Regions from separate parts of the Homo sapiens genome. Here region 2 is linked to region 1. A link is a loop called in an ENCODE intact Hi-C map of the cell type or tissue named here. Cell type or tissue: Caco-2. All regions are shown on one strand.

What was found. Peaks named below come from ENCODE experiments on the same cell type or tissue, not always from the same donor. Only the 100,000 strongest peaks of a DNase experiment are listed, where the experiment ranks them.
Region 2: it touches region 1 in a loop (7-fold over the local background); 4 of 110 quality-filtered maps call a loop at or near these places.

The regions. Positions count from the first base shown.
Region 1 is chr14:69,583,935-69,586,434 of GRCh38, forward strand. No RefSeq gene overlaps it. Among named protein-coding and RNA genes, the nearest start is that of CCDC177, 10 kb to the left of the region's middle. In Caco-2, CTCF peaks have their summits at 1,220 (motif pointing right) and 1,421; a DNase peak (open chromatin) is centred at 1,267.
Region 2 is chr14:70,316,940-70,319,439 of GRCh38, forward strand. No RefSeq gene overlaps it. Among named protein-coding and RNA genes, the nearest start is that of COX16, 41 kb to the right of the region's middle. In Caco-2, a CTCF peak has its summit at 1,151 (motif pointing left); DNase peaks (open chromatin) are centred at 1,112 and 1,552.

The sequences.
Region 1 (2,500 bases):
GTGAGACTTCGTCTCAAAAAATAAATAAATAAATAAAAATAAATAAATAATCACACATGTGCTGGGAAGCAGAGGGACTGCTGGGAGACCCTCTAATCAGGCAAGAGATGGGCATGGCCTGAACTAAGGCAGCAGCAGTGAGGATAGAGAGCATAGGAAAAAAATGTGAATTTATGAGAGAGAATCAACAAAATTGGTGAGTGATTAGGTGTGGTATCAAAACTCCTGGGTGAGACAGGCACAGTGGCTCATGCCTGTAATCCCAGCACTTTGGGAGGCTGAGGTGGGCGGATCACTTGAGGTCAGGAGTTTGAGAGCAGCCTGGCCAACATGGTGAAACCCTCTCTACTAAAAATATAAAAAATTAGCCGGGTGTGGTGGCGGGTGCCTGTAACCCCACCTACTTGGGAGGCTGAGGCAGGAGAATTGCTTGAACCCTGGAGGTGGAGGTTGTAGTGAGCCAAGATGGTGCCACTGCACTCCAGCCTAGATGACAGAGTGAGACTCTGTCTCAAACATAAGACAAAGACAAAAACAAAAACAAACCTGCCTGGATGTCTGGCTTGGTCAACTGGATAGGTGTGGGGAGGACAGGTTGTGCTGTTCGCTGAGGTGTGAAGTGGAGGAGGAAGAGAAGCAAAGATGATGAGATCCACTTTCAACCTGTTGAATGGCCATATCTATCAGGTGTCTAACCTAATGGTTAATATCATGAGTTTCAGAGTCCACAGACCTGAAGTCAAATCCCAGCTTGTCAGGTCCTGGCTGTGTGATCCTGGGAGTTACTCAAACTTTCTGAACTGACATTTGTTCCCCATAAAATGGGTATAGTAATATCTCCCTTATAAGGTTGTTGCTGAGAATTAAAGGAGATTAAATATGTTCAGCACACAGCACAGTGTACCCATGCATCTGGAACGTAGTATTACGCAGTAAGTGGAAAGTCATTATTATTATCACTACATTTAGATGAAATGATGAGCAAATCCAAGCTTTCTTTTGGTTGCTTTCCTGTGTGTTTATAGATCATGTCTCTAACTTGGATTTCAGTTCCTCTGCTCCATTTGGAAACAGTGCCTTCTACTTTTTTTTTTTTTTGTCATTTGTTCCTGGAGATCGGAGTTTTTCCCTGATGCTCAGCTCTTTGATAGGGTTGACTAGAAGGCAGGATTATTTTGTTTACTGGAGGCAAATTTTGAGAAGGGAACTCAATGCTCACTCCACACTCTTACCACCAGGTGGCGTCCCTCCTCTGGTCATCTGCATGTAGAGACAAGGTATGAGAGAATCAACAAAATTGGTGTGTGATTAGGTGTGGTATCAAAACTCCTGGGTGAGACGGGCGTGGTGGCTCATGCTTGTAATCCCAGCACTTTGGGAGGCCAAGGTGAGCAGATCACCTGAGGTCAGGAGTTCGAGACCAGCCTGGCCAACATGGCGAAACCCCGTCTCTACTAACGATACAAAAAATTAGCCAAACGTGGTGGTGTGCGTCTGTAATCCCAGCTATTAGGGAGGCTGAGGCAGGAGAATTGCTTGAACCTGGGAGGCGGAAGTTGCAGTGAGCCGAGATTGCACCACTGCACTGCAGCCTGGGTGACAGAGCAAGACTCTGTCTCAAAAAAACAAAACAAAACAAAAAACATCGATAAAAAATAACTTCAAACATAAAAAAGGAATAAATAATAACCCCCTATAACCGCAAACTTACTGAATTGTAATGTTTTATTTTCTTATCCAGTTCACCTACTAGACAGTGACTTCTGTGAGGAGAGGACCTGTATTTTATGACATTTCCTCCCCAGCCCCTGTGTCTGACATAGATATTCAGTGAGAGTTTGAGGAATAAATGGAAGTACACTCGGTCCCACTTCTCTGTTCATACTCTTCTGCTTTCCTCCTTTTTTGGGAGATTCTCCCCATCTATGCCTTCAGTTTTTGAGAGGCAAGCAAGGAGTCAGCCGTGGGCACTCCCCCGACACTGAGAACTAGGGATGTCTTACCATGACACCCTCTGCCACCAAAGCTTGGTACACTAGAAACAGCATGGGCTTGGAACCACATACATGTATCCAAATTTCAGCTCTTTCTTTTTTATTCTTATTTATTTATTTGAGACAGAGTCTCACTCACTCTGTTGCCCAGGCTGGAGTGCAGTGGTGCCATCTCGGCTCACTGCAACCTCTGCCTCCTAGGTTCAAGCAATTCTTCTGCTTCAGCCTCCAGAGTAGCTAGGACTATAGGTGTGCACCACCATGACAGGCTAAGTTTTGTATTTTTAGTAGAGACTGGGTTTCACCGTGTTGGTCAGGCTGGTCTCGAACTCCTGATCTCAAGCGATTACCCTGCCTCAGCCTCCTAAAGTGCTGGGATGACAGGCATGAGCCACCGTGCCTGGCCTTTCTTTTTTTAAAAAATGAACATGACAAGTTGTTTATTGTCTCTGAGCCTCAGTTGCATTATCTGTAAAAATAAGAATTATAATTGATTTGCAGAATGG
Region 2 (2,500 bases), 730 kb after region 1:
GATTCTTTTTTCTGTGTGTTTAAACAGAGTTATACTACAATTGAATTAGTGTTCTCACCCAGACCCCCTGCCATAAAAATCATCAAACAAGCCTGGAAGAATGTTACTGCAGGGACTTTGCCAGCAGAGTGCTAGGATTTCTGGAAGCTGGGTATCTTCTCACACACAGTGGCCAGCATTGGCTTTGGAGTTTCTTGTTTTCCTAGCACCTGAGGAAAACTTTGATTTGCCCCAGAAAGACTGCCCAGGTCCAGGGCAATGCTATTTGACATCGTATCCTCGGTGCATGGGAGTAAATATGCCCCCTTCAGGTGTGGCACAGACTTGAGACTTATGCTGAGGTCAGGCCTCACAGCTGCCTCCCAAGGCTACTGTCCCAGATGGCCCCTTCCCACACACCGGCCACCATGGAGGGATTAGCATGCACGTGTGTGTGTGTGTGTGTGTGTGTGTATGTTTGTGTCTTTGTGTCAGTATTTCTGTGAAGGAGGCAGTCCAAGGGACCAGCAGGAGGATTTGTAGCTGGTGTGTGTGTGTGTGTGTGTATGTTTGTGTTTTGTGTCAGTATGTCTGTGAAGCAGGCAGTCCAAGGGACCAGCAGGAGGATTTGATTATTACTGCCTAGAGACATCTGACGCAGGGGAGCCCTGGTTTCTTGTGGTTGATATACCTGGGCAAGGAAAAGGGAGCTGAGAAGCAATCAGAGAAAGTTGAGCAAAAAGGATGAAGGCAGGAGGAAATAGCTGAAAGAAGACAGAAGAGCCCAGCTCAGACACAGGTGATTAGCAGTTCCTCAGGGTTCCTTTGGGAACCCTGAGGGTTCCTGAGCAGTTCCTTTGGGGTCCAGGGTTTGTGAGGCTCTGCTGGACTACAGGCATCAGCCACCCCTGAGGGAGGCAGCTCTGCACAAAGAAGATACAGTAGCTGGAGGAGCCAGTTCATCCAGCCAGGAATCTTCTGGCCTCACAGCATCTAAAGGGAAAATGCAGAGAGAACAAGTCAGGATTCTTGATTATGGGACTCCCTGTGGAGGGCAAGGCCCTAGAAAAAGTTGGACATCATCTAAGAGTTCTGGCTTCAAAACTCAGTATTGTGTGGTCTTTGTGCACCCTCTTGTGGAGTGAGCAGTGACTCCTGAAGGCTTGCCCAGACCAGGATCATTTCCGTTGGGAGTATCATAGACCAAAGTCCATCCTCAAAATCTGGTCTCCACTCTCACAAAAGGAATGCACACAAATGTCATCCAACTGAAAGTCCTATTTCAGAAACCTTTTGTCCACTCTCCTTCTATTATTCTAGTAATGATTACAGTAGGCTAAACATTGTTTAAGTTTCAAAAGGCAGAAAACCAGAAATTTTTTTTAAAAAAACAGTATTATATGAAGCAATGCTTGTAGAACAATCTATCATCTGTAAGCAGACTATTTTCCTTGTACTGATCAATACTACTCCTTTATTACCTATCTTATCTTTCCTGTCTCTCCACTGAGTTCCATGTATACCTCACACAGTCACACAACTGTTGACACAGTCAAAACTGCAGTTCGCAGATGAGGCAACTGGAACTCAAAGAGGTTATGTAATTTGTGTAAGATTACACAGTTTGTAAGTGACAAAGTCCAGAGTCCAATTCAGGGCTACCAGTTTACATGGTTTTCCACTGAACTTCACTGTTTGCAGAAAAGAGATATACAAAAACATTTAGATAGATCCTTCCACCCACACAGAATTTATTGCTACTAATTGAACAGACTACTGAGTAATGTTATTAAAATATTGTTTTAGGTGTGACATTTTGATAAGAACTTTTTTTTTTTTTTGAGACAGTCTTGCTCTGTCACCCAGGCTGGAGTACAGTGGGGAAATCTCGGCTCACCACAGCCTCCGCCTCCCAGGTTCAAGCGATTCTCCTACCTCAGTCTCTATGGTACCCACCACCAAACCGGGCTGTGTGGTTTTGTTTTGTTTTGTTTGTTTGGTGTGTTTTTGGGTTTGTTTGTTTTTGTTTTTGAGACAAAATCTTGTTCTTGTCGCCCAGGCTGGAGTGCAATGGCATGATCTCGGCTCACTGCAACCTCCGCCTCCTGGGTTCAAGCGATTCTCCTGCCTCAGCCTCCCAGGTAGCTGGGATTACGGGCACCCAGCTACCACCACACCCAGCTAATTTTTGCACTTTTAGTAGAGGCAGGGTTTCACCATGTTAGCCAGGTTGGTCTTTGGTCTCGAATTCCTGACCTCAGGCAATCTGCCCGCCTCAGCCTCCGAAAGTGCTGGGATTACAGGTGTGAGCACTAATTTGTATTTTTAGTAGAGACAGGATTTCACTGTATTGGCCAGGCTGGTCTTGAACTCCTGACCACAAGTCATCCACCCGCCTCAGCCTCCCAAAGTGCCAGATTAGAGGTGTGAGCCACCGCATCCAGCCGATAGGGGGATTTCTTGAGTTACTTCTTGTGTGGTACAGTATAAACCATCTCCTCTCTTCCCTATGAAATTATTA